Regions from separate parts of the Homo sapiens genome. Here all the other regions are linked to region 2. Evidence: chromatin contacts called from ENCODE Hi-C or POLR2A ChIA-PET data. All regions are on one chromosome and are shown on one strand. Each heading gives the region's core, a stretch centred on a gene start or an enhancer-like site at or near the end of the contact. The rest is flanking DNA. Distances are from core to core; before and after follow the strand shown.

Region 1 (3,361 bases), core at 1-2,500, 320 kb after region 2:
GCTGGATACACACGTATTTCTTAGGCTTCCTAAACTCCTGAAATAGAGCAATGCAGGAACACCTGCTGAGAACGTGGGGAGGGGGCAGGGGGCTGCAACCTTCCACATCCAGGAAGAAACCAGGCTGAGGTCTCTGTTCTGGAGCCATTAGTGACATGACCTCAACTAAACATGTGAAGGACTTTTTCAAACATCACTTATGTCCCCTGACCAAATGTGTCTTGGGGTCTTCAAAGGTTCAGGAGAAGCCTAGGTTAGAGCTCAAGTATTCACATTTGCCCAGGGCTAGCACAGGGTCCATATTATTTCTATTAAGGAGATAGTTTAAGCTCGCTTGGCAAACTGGGTTAATGACTAACTGGGTTAAGTGACTCAGATAAAATCCCCACATCCTGACTTGTGGTTAGACATTTGACTACCTTTATCTCAAAGAGTTTGAATCTTTTTTTTTCTCGTTGAAGGTTTTGTAAAATAAGGTGCGGATATTGCACTATTTTACCCATCTTGGGGATAGTGAAAGAGTCGTGGAGCTACTGTAAGTGGTACATTGAATGAGCTGAATTCAGCATGATGTCAGCCAAAACCTCTGGACCCCAGTGAACTCACTCTGGACCAGTTGCTCTGCCTGCCTCTGGACTGAAACCTGGCCACACCACCTGGGGAGGGGAAGGGAGGAAGGAACTCTGAGCTGCCATATAGTCTCGATGGAGCCTCAGCTGACCCCAGAGAGTTTTGAAGTTGGGATGACCCTTCAGAGATGTCCCCATTTGGCAAGGGGCCCAGGCCTTTGTTCTCCCACATCTGTTGGCCAATGGCTGCTGGCCTCCCCAGGAAGGCAGCATGGCCTCTGGGAGCTGATAGCTGAGGGCTGTCTGCAGGCGGCAGTCCTAGCGGCAGGGCACCAACCCTTCATCCTGCCTCAGGACATCCCAGTGTCCATACAGGGAACTGGAGAAAAAGGGCACAATCCTTAGCTGGTACAGGTGTAACCTGCCATCGGAGACTTCTGGCAGATGTGCAAGTGCAAGCTCGTCTTCAGTGAGGAGCTTTTGGGGTTTCCCAAAAGATCCCTCCAAGGACCTCTGACTGCAGTTCCTTGCACAGACAGTGCTTCTCCGGCCAGCTGCCGTGGCCCCACACAGGCCTGGGATTTTTGTGTGCACTCCTCTGTGGGATCCCTCCCCTCCCAGGTGCTCCTTTAGCATAGGAGCTCCTTAAAGATGACTCATGGCTAGACAATGTCCCCACAGTTCATGTCCTGCTCCTTGGAAAAAGGTACCTTTGTCTCACTCTCGGTGACCAACTATGCTGGTTTTTCCAGGACCGTCCTGGTTTTAGCACAGAAAGTCTCACTTCCCAGGAAACCTTTCAGTCCTGGCAAACCAGGGTGGTGGGTCGCCCTAGAACATATGGACCTGAAACAGCCACACCTCTGCACTTCAGCTGCGGTGTCACACAGGAGGCTTTTCAGGTGTGAATTAAATAGCATTTCTTATGCCCATCAAACTCCAGCGACTTATGGAAAGCCTTCCAAATGGCCAGTGAAGCCCCTCCTCAAGGCTTGCGTGGTAGGGGAAGTGCACAGGCTATGACCCTTGAAGTCAGGGGAAAACAGAACATGAGGGCTGATGCTCCAAAGCAAGCCTGCCTCTCCCAGAATCCTCAGTGTCTCCTGACACCTTATTTAGCCTGGAAGTGGGTCATGGGCTACGGTTTACAAAACCTATCTCAAAACCCGCTGGTCCAGCTGCTGGGGGTGGAGTGAGGTGAACTCTCTGGGTATAAAGTCCCAGGAGAACTTGTGCTCAGTGGGAAATGGTTCCTAGAGGGGCTGTTAACCATCTTCAGAGGGAGGCTGGACAGGAATCTGCTTCTCAGCATCAGCATTCATGGCACCCTTTTTTCCTTCAAATTCTTTAGCTTTAGGCCAGAAGCTTTAGAGAGTTATGTATATAAAAATCACCCAAGGATTCTATTAAAAATGTAGCTTATCTGTTCTTAAACTTGAAAAGATGCTAACCTCACTTATAATAAAAGAAGCACAAATTAAAACTATAGCAAGACAATATTTCTAACCTGTCAAATCAGCAAAACATCTGATATTTTCTGTTGGTAATGCTATGGTGGAAATCAACACTCTTATGCATGGTTGGCTTTGTCCCTGAGGAGAGGCATCTGGCAATACCCAACACAATTATAGGTGCGTTTACCCTCTGATCCAGAAACCCACATCTGATCATCTATACTAGAGATACACCTGTACGTATAATAAATGACACATGCAGACAATCATTTCTTTTTTTTTTTTTTTTTTTTGAGACGGAGTCACGCTCTGTCACCCAGGCTGGAGTGCAGTGGCGTGATCTTGGCTCACTGCAAGCTCCGCCTCCCAGGTTCACACCATTCTCCTGCCTCAGCCTCCCAAATAGCTGGGACTACAGGCACATGCCACCACACCCAGCTAATTTTTTTTAAAATATTTTTAGTAGAGACGGGGTTTCACCATGTTAGCCAGGATGGTCTCGATCTCCTGATCTCGTGATTCACCCGTCTCGGCCTCCCAAAGTGCTGGGATTACAGGCGTGAGCCACTGCGCCCGGCTGCAATCATTTCTTGTCTCATTGTTTGTAATAGCAAAGGAATAGGAAATAACCCAAGTGTAAAGCAGTAAGATATACGTAATTAAACCATTATAGATCCACACAAAAGAATTTTGTGTAGTATAAAAAAGGCAATGGGAATATTTACCTATATACTACTAACATGAAGAGATCTTTAGGAAATAGTGTTAAATGAAAAAAATTAAATAGCAGGTTGTGTATATATATATATATATATATATATATATATATATATATATATACATAGATACTTTTGCAACAAACAAGGAAAAATATATATTAATATTTATGTGAATTTGCATGAAAAACAAAAAATAATGAGCAATGTAGGGGATAAGGGAGAAGAGGGTGACTGGGGACAGGACCTTAAGGATGCTGTCTAAATGCTTTGCTGTATATATACTTTACACATGGATTTTCAGACCATGTAAACTATGAGCTACTCAATAAAACAGTTTAGAACTATGTAGATGTCCAAATCCCCTTTCTTGAATTCTAATTTACCGATTCCAGGGCAAGGCTCAGAATTCCGTACTTTTGTAGAGCTTTGGAAGAAAACGAACCAAGGAATACACGCTGAAAAAGTCTCTCGAGGTGCTCTTTCTCCTACATTATTTTATTGACATTTTCACCAGAGCATTCCTTTTGGCTGAATTAATAACTATTTTATGACACACTGGGCTCTAGGAAAAGCGACTGGAGAGGGGACCAAATGGAGGTGATCGGGAGGACCATAGTGG
Region 2 (3,318 bases), core at 747-3,246:
GCTCCCACTGATTCCACATTATGGTGAGCTGTAGAACGATTTCATTATATATTACCATGTAGTAATAGAAATAAAGTGCACAATAAACGTAATGTGCTTTCATCATCCCAAAAGCCTCCCCCTGCCTCCATCCGTGGAAAAATTATCTTCCACAAAACCAATCCCTGGTGCCCAAAAGGTTGAAGACCACTGTCCTAGGGGATTGTAGCCTTTCTTGCCTCTTTAAAGTTATTTTCATTTTTTAAGGGTAGTATAATTTAACCTACAAAACACTATGCTAAAAATAACTTTTAAAATAATTTTACTCTATTTTGCTACCATCTGTGATATCCCAGTACAAATATTTCGGCTAAGTGGCGATCACGTTTAGTGAAAAAGTGTGGGGCTTGGGGGAGCCTCAACACAGTCACCTTAGAGAAAACAAATGCTTCAATTTTTGTAACCTGATAGCTATCTCTCTCATACATTCAGAGTTTGAGATTATGAGTTGAAATTACTTGCAAACACAAATGTTAGCTCAGTCTCTCTCTGGGAAGTGCAATTACAGAAACATACTAATATATAAAATGCAAAATACCTTCACCTTTATTTTCAATTAATTTGGAGAAGAGTTAAATTTATTTACCACATATACTAATGGGCAATATGGCTATTTCCAAGAAGTTCCCTGGTATCTGTAAAGCTGACTTCAAGAATTTTTTTTTGTCTGGACATTTAATTTTTAAAGTACTGTTTCCAGGATTTCCACTAGGTGTCAGCCAAGGACCATCATTGAATTAAAAGAACGGAAGGCAGCTGGGAGGCTGTAACTAATGAGTTTCCCACAGCTGTGTTGACATTATTAGACTGGTGATACATTTCTTGATGTTTAAAATTTCCCACTATGCATTCATTTCACAGAAATAATAGAAATACATTTTGAAAACTTTAGGAAAATAAGAAATAATCTCGAGGAAAGATGTGGAAAGTTCACTTTAATGATAATCCTGCTTAAATAGAAAATTATGATTACATTATAGTGAATAAAGTATATTAGACAAGCGTGTTTGAGGCTGGGTGTGGTGGCTTGTGCCTGTAATCCTAGCACTTTGGGAGAGGCTGAGGCAGGTGGATCACTTGAGGCCGGGAGTTCGAGACCAGCCTGGCCAACATGGTGAAACCTCATCTCTACTAAAAATACAAAAATTAGCCAGGTGTGGTGGTGTGCGCCTGTAGTCCCAGCTACTCGGGTGGCTGAGGCACAAGAATACTTGAACCCAGAAGGTGGAGGTGGCAGTGTGCTTTTTCTTGTATGGAGATTGCACCACTGCACTCCAGCCTGGGTGACAGAGTGAGACGCTGTTTCAAAACAAAACAAAACAAAAAAAGGTGTTTTTATTGCCAGTGGGAATAATGTGGTTAGGATGCTCTTTGGAGCCAGATAGACCAATCCAGGCTTGGTCATGTACTAGTTATATAAACTTGGGCAGTTTATTTAATGTCTCTCAGCCTCTGTTTTTATTTTTTCTAGAATGGGAAGAATAAGAACTACCTCATAACATATTTTGGTGAGGGTGAAATAAGAATATAAAGTACTCAGCACAGTGTGTATGCTCAATAAGTTGTAACTGAAAAGATGTTTTTAGATAGAAAGGATCGACAACTTGGGGAGAAAGTACGATGTTATATTGACTATATTAACCATTTGAATACTTAAAGGGAACTTCCTGAGGCACACACGCCTAGCGTGGGAGAAAGACAGGTATGTAAGGGGGTCTCATTTTGTAACTGCCTTTCAGAATCTTGTTAGCAATTTTGATTTTCCCAGCAGACAGGTAAACAATGGGTGGGGCCCATCAAAGATACTCTGCCATTGCTCAGAAGGGCATTCTAAGGCACCAGGCCAGCAACAAAATGACTAATCATAAAGAAAATGCAGTCCCCTCTCTGCATGAGCTCCCTTTCATCTCATAACACCCTGACGAAATGAAAACTCATGCTTAGGTCCAAGTCCACACCTATGCACATTCATTTCCTGAGGACCAAATCATTGCTGGCAGTCCTGAGAACAAGCTTCAAATGCTTGTCAAAATATACAGAGAACAAAACAGACTGTCCCCTTTCTCAGAAATCTCAGCCCTTATTTTCCACCCAGTTCAATTTTCATGATCATCATCCCATTGTCTGCTCCACCTCACTCCTCCCAGCCCCAACTTGGACTGTTTCACCATCCATGTGAATAATCCACCCACCACCCTAGTTCCTTGACCACTTTCTAATGACCTTTTCCTCCACTCCAGAGCAGCAGCACAGAATCAGAGCCACCTCCAGAACCTGATCACACTCAAAACCGTCCCACCTCTAAGGCAGGACTCCAAAAGTCCCTTCTTCAATTACAGATTAGGGTATTTCCTTCTCTCTCACATTAAGTCCTGCTGAACCGGGCTTTATGACAATACTGCAGTCCCTCACCCCACGCCTCTGTCGCCAGCTGGTTTTCCTCTTCACTCAGCCTAATGTCATGCCCAATTACTGCAACTGCGTGCTCACTGGCACCCTCCCCACCCCCGCCCTGGGAACCTTCCCCTACCAGCTCTGCCGGTTCCCAACCTGGAGGAACCCACACACACCACGGTTTTCACCAGTAGTTTCCAAGCTGCTGAGCAGATTTTGAAATGACGTCATCACACTGATTCATGGGGGCCAGCCTCAGTTGGGTCTTTGATGTCTTTCACAGGCTATTCTAGTCATCTCTAGTGACTGGTCCATTTTGTTTTTTTTTTTTTTTGAGACAGAGTCTCACTCTGTCGCCCAGGCCGTAGTGCAGTGGCGTGATCTCGGCTCAATGCAAGCTCCGCCTCCCGGGTTCACGCCATTCTCCTGCCTCAGCCTCCCGCGTAGCTGGGACTACAGGCACCCGCCACCACGCCTAGCTAATTTTTTGTATTTTTAGTAGAGATGGGGTTTCACCGTGTTAGCCAGGATGGTCTTGATCTCCTGACCTCGTGATCTGCCCGCCTCCGCCTCCCAAAGTGCTGGGATTACAGGTGTGAGCCACCGCGCCCGGCCAGCAAGTGTTCTTCTGATCCTTTCCACTTTCCCTCAGACACCCCTGCTCTCTGCTTCACTCACTCAGCAGATGACTTTATTATCTGCACGAGTGAAATCGAACCCTTTGTCTTCCCCCAAGTCCACCTCAAAGTTCCTCTGTCTTTCATCTTTTTCTCCCTTGGTTCAGAGAGATGCTTCCAGCCCTTTCCAAGATGAGCCCCTATTCCTGTGTGTCCCATCCTCTTCCTTCCCACCTCCCCAGGCCCCGTTCCAACAAGAAGTGAGCCA
Region 3 (3,733 bases), core at 1,234-3,733, 420 kb after region 2:
CAGGCAGAATGACTGCTCTCCCTCTAACCTGGGGACCTTCTTGTCCTGATTATACCTGCTCTTCCTATCATTTCCCTGAAGTTGGGCAGCAAAGAGGCTGCCAGCTCAAGTAATGGCATCGTGAACCTCCCTGCCCCCATCAATCTCCCCACCCCCTCCCTTCTTTTAACCAAGCAGTGGCAAGCTTTTGGAAGAAGAAAAATACTATTATTTTTCATTGATGCTTAAGAAATAGGAATGGTTATTTTACAGAAAAATACTGTAGGAATCCAACTACAGTAGAGGAAAGGCAAAAACAACAGGGAGTTCCTTTTAGCTAAGGGGTTGGTCTGTGTCCTGGTACAAGAACCAAATGATAAGAGAGTCCACCAAAGCAGTGTCCTAGCCCAAATGCGACATAATTTTCCTACTAAATATACATATTCGGTTTTGTTTTTTGTTTTTTTTTTGAGACAAAGTATGGCTCTATCACCCAGGCTGGAGTGCAGTGGCATGATCTCGGCTCACTGTAACCTCTGCCTCCTGGGCTCAAGCCATCCTCCCACCTCAGTCTGCTAAGTAGCTGAGACTATAGGCATGCACCACCATGCCTGGCTATATTTTGTATTTATTTATAGAGATGGGGTTTTGCCATATTGCCCAGGTTTGTCTCAAACTCCTGAGCTTAAGTGATCTGCCCGTCTCAGCCTCCCAAAGTGCTGGGATTACAAGTGTGAGCCACCATACCTGGCCAATTTTCCTGCTAAATATTCTTTCCTGAACTCCAGTGATCTGCCTGGAATCTATGATTTGTTATCAATAACTCTAATATTGGCATTTGAACCCATATATATTTATGAACCCATATATATATGAACCCATATATAGATACATGCACACATGCACATATATGAATCTAGAGTGACTCAATATAGTTTCTTGCTGAAGGTCTCTTATACAACATCATCATATACTATACCTTGATTAACGAAGATTTCACAATACCTGAGAGACTGTTCTCAAGAATACATGCATCAAAAAACCTAACTGATTTCTTCTTTCTGTCATTAGCTCTACTTTATCATGGCGTTTCTTCTCCTTGATCATATCTTCACATAGTATTTGAACTTGCAATGGATAAATCTTAATTTTTTTTTTTTTTTTTTGAGACGGAGTCTCGCTCTGTCGCCCAGGCTGGAGTGCAGTGGCGGGATCTCCGCTCACTGCAAGCTCCGCCTCCCAGGTTCACGCCATTCTCCTGCCTCAGCCTCCCGAGTAGCTGGGACTACAGGCGCCCGCCACCACGCCTGGCTCATTTTTTGTATTTTTAGTAAAGGCCGGGTTTCACCATGTTAGCCAGGATGGTCTCGATCTCCTGACCTCGTGATCCGCCCGCCTTGGCCTCCCAAAGTGCTGGGATTAGAGGCGTGAGCCACCGCACCTGGCCAAGTCTTAAACTTTTTTGAGAAAATATTTACACCTTAATTTAGTGTCATTTTATATCTTGGTCCTTTTCAAGACATAGCTTTTACTCCATACTGAATTTTGTATGTCTCTAGCAGTAGAAACCTGCAAATACACAGACCATATTAAACAATTCCTCTTATTAATATTATTAATGTTAAGTTGACTTCTATTATTATTTTATCTTTCACTCTCTCGATGTGAGTACTTTGGTCTTATTATAGGTCAGGATTTTTTTAACTGGAATCCTCAGACCCCCAAAGGGCCAAGGATTGAATTTAGCAGGTCCATGAACTTGAATTTGAAAAAAAAAGTTTTCATATTCACTAACATCTAACTGAAATTTAGCAGTTTCTTCCTTTATAAATGTAGGCAGCAAACCACAGTAGTGTTAGCAATATCTATGACTTTATCACCAATGAAATCCACAGTTATTTTCATATCATTTTACAGTTGTTATAGATATTTTAAAATATCATTACATTCATCACTACTTTAAAATTATAGAGCTACGACTAGCTCTTGGTATTTAATATATTAATAAAGGCTTGTATATTATATTCTAAACAACAACCACCACGGCAAGTTCCTATGACTACAGAGCCAACCATGGAAGCAGAGCATCCCCACCCAGTGAGATGCTGATGCCCGTTGATAGGGGACTCAGTGGCCAAGGGGTACCCCATCGACCTCTTTCCAAGCCTCCAAATAACAAACATCTAAGTAAAAGCAATGAGTAGCTTCCAGACACTTCCCCGCCTGCCCCTCTCCAGCTTTTCCAATCAGATCACCACCTCTAAACCTGACCAGGAAGTTCTGGAAGCTGCCTCTACAAGACATGCATGGCGCGCTTATCAGACCCAGTCACCATACTGGAGATGCGGGCTTCATGGAGATTTTTCTTTCCTCCATCACTAATCATAACCTACTCTCGGGATTATGCCTTATGAAAGCTAGGGGGCAGCAAACTCAATGGCAAAGTGAAAAAGACTGCCTGCTGCAGAGGCACCTGGGCAGCCTTGTGAGCTGAGCTTGCTGCAGGCTTCGCTGCTTCTTCCAGGACCCTCAATCAGGTGGCGGTGCCTCGCAGTCTGATGCCGCATGGTGATTCCATTATTTACCTGCTTACAGATTCAGGAAGGAAATCAATGCCAGCTCCTTCAGGATAATTTTTCCAAAAACCTAAAACACATTTCAATGACTACATTTTGGGAGGTGTTATTCAACATACATGTTTTTCTTTGAGATAGTGAAGAAGCTCTCTTTTTTTTTTAATCCATTGTCTCTCAAAAGTATGGTTACTTGCTCTTATAATCTTGTTTTCTACATTTATTTTATGGGTTTACCATCTCTCTCTATCCACTACCCAGCCCCCAGTCTCTGCTAGAATATACAGTTCATCAGACAACTATCCCCAGTGGCTCCCAGGAACTGCCACGTAGAAGGAGCTCAGAGGCCAGGCATGGTGGCTTACGCCTGTAATCCCAGTACTTTGGGAAGCTGAGAAGAGTGAATCACTTGAGCTCAGGAGTTGAGACTAGCCTAGGCAATATGGCAAAACTCCATCTATACAAAAAATGCAAAAATTAGCATGGTGGTGCCTGCCTATAGTCCCAGCTATTCAGGAGGCTGAGGTGGGAGGATCACTTAAGCCCGGGGGTCAAGGCTGCAGTGAGCTGTGATGGTGCCACTGCACTCCAGCCTGAGTGACACAATGAGACCCTGTCTCAAAACAAAACAAAAAGGAGCTCAGAAAATATTTGTGGAGTGAATGCACTGTTGAGTGAATGCATGAATAGTTTGAAAACTATACAGCAATCCTGCTCCATTTCATGTTAGCATTGCTCTCGTTCCTATGCAGATGGAATTTTTGAAAAGCACATGACCTTCTTCCTAATGCCATGCAACGCAAACTTCTCAGAAAAGGGCCTCTATGAAGAGCCCTTCTCATGGCTTTTTAGTCATTCCATCATCTCTGAGAGCAACAGTAAACGTATCCAGGGAGTTAGCCTCTGTGACTTTTAGGCTCCAAAGTACTTCATGTGGGTCTGCCAAAACCCTTGAAACTTCATGTTGTTACAGATGACTGCAAACACAACACCAATTTTTCTAACTTGAAATGATGTTATAAGTGAATTCCCAGCTTGCTGAACCATCATAGTCACCAATCCAGGTTTCCAGAGTCAGTTTTCACATCAGAGTTACCTCACTTAGGAATTCTACTTTAGATTAAAAAAAAATTTCCAAATGTCCCTGAATTGAAAACTCAGCTGAAATGTTCTAATAAGGC

What was found. A loop is a pair of places that touch in the nucleus more often than their neighbours do. ChIA-PET counts read pairs that join two places held with the same protein, here RNA polymerase II (POLR2A). Pooled maps may share reads with other maps.
Region 1: a loop to region 2 is called in a map of PC-9, with 10 times the contacts of the local background. The contact joins two enhancer-like sites. A Hi-C loop is called at or near these places in 3 of 168 maps with a recorded cell type or tissue (Calu3, PC-9 and endothelial cell of umbilical vein), 4 of 37 single-sample maps with no recorded cell type and 16 of 50 pooled maps. POLR2A ChIA-PET finds 5 or more read pairs at or near these places in 2 of 52 experiments (HCT116 and activated CD4-positive, alpha-beta T cell).
Region 3: a map of OCI-LY7 shows a loop between it and region 2 (9-fold over the local background). The contact joins two enhancer-like sites. A Hi-C loop is called at or near these places in 1 of 168 maps with a recorded cell type or tissue (OCI-LY7), 4 of 37 single-sample maps with no recorded cell type and 9 of 50 pooled maps. POLR2A ChIA-PET finds 5 or more read pairs at or near these places in 4 of 52 experiments (HEK293, PC-9, WTC11 and 1 more).

Annotation. Positions count from the first base shown.
Region 1 is chr6:150,488,625-150,491,985 of GRCh38, reverse strand. No RefSeq gene overlaps it. Among named protein-coding and RNA genes, the nearest start is that of PLEKHG1, 110 kb to the left of the region's middle. Within about 2 kb of position 1,250, at least 4 of the 41 ENCODE cell types and tissues checked have a DNase peak (open chromatin) inside an H3K27ac peak, as active enhancers do; they include HCT116 and PC-9, where a contact is called at or near this core.
Region 2 is chr6:150,812,754-150,816,071 of GRCh38, reverse strand. All of the region lies in intron 11 of PLEKHG1 (pleckstrin homology and RhoGEF domain containing G1), which reads right to left. Among named protein-coding and RNA genes, the nearest start is that of MTHFD1L, 51 kb to the left of the region's middle. RefSeq lists enhancers at 2,223-2,372, 2,613-2,712. Within about 2 kb of position 1,996, at least 10 of the 41 ENCODE cell types and tissues checked have a DNase peak (open chromatin) inside an H3K27ac peak, as active enhancers do; they include HCT116 and PC-9, where a contact is called at or near this core.
Region 3 is chr6:150,394,286-150,398,018 of GRCh38, reverse strand. All of the region lies in intron 4 of IYD (iodotyrosine deiodinase), which reads right to left. Among named protein-coding and RNA genes, the nearest start is that of IYD, 27 kb to the right of the region's middle. Within about 2 kb of position 2,483, at least 2 of the 41 ENCODE cell types and tissues checked have a DNase peak (open chromatin) inside an H3K27ac peak, as active enhancers do.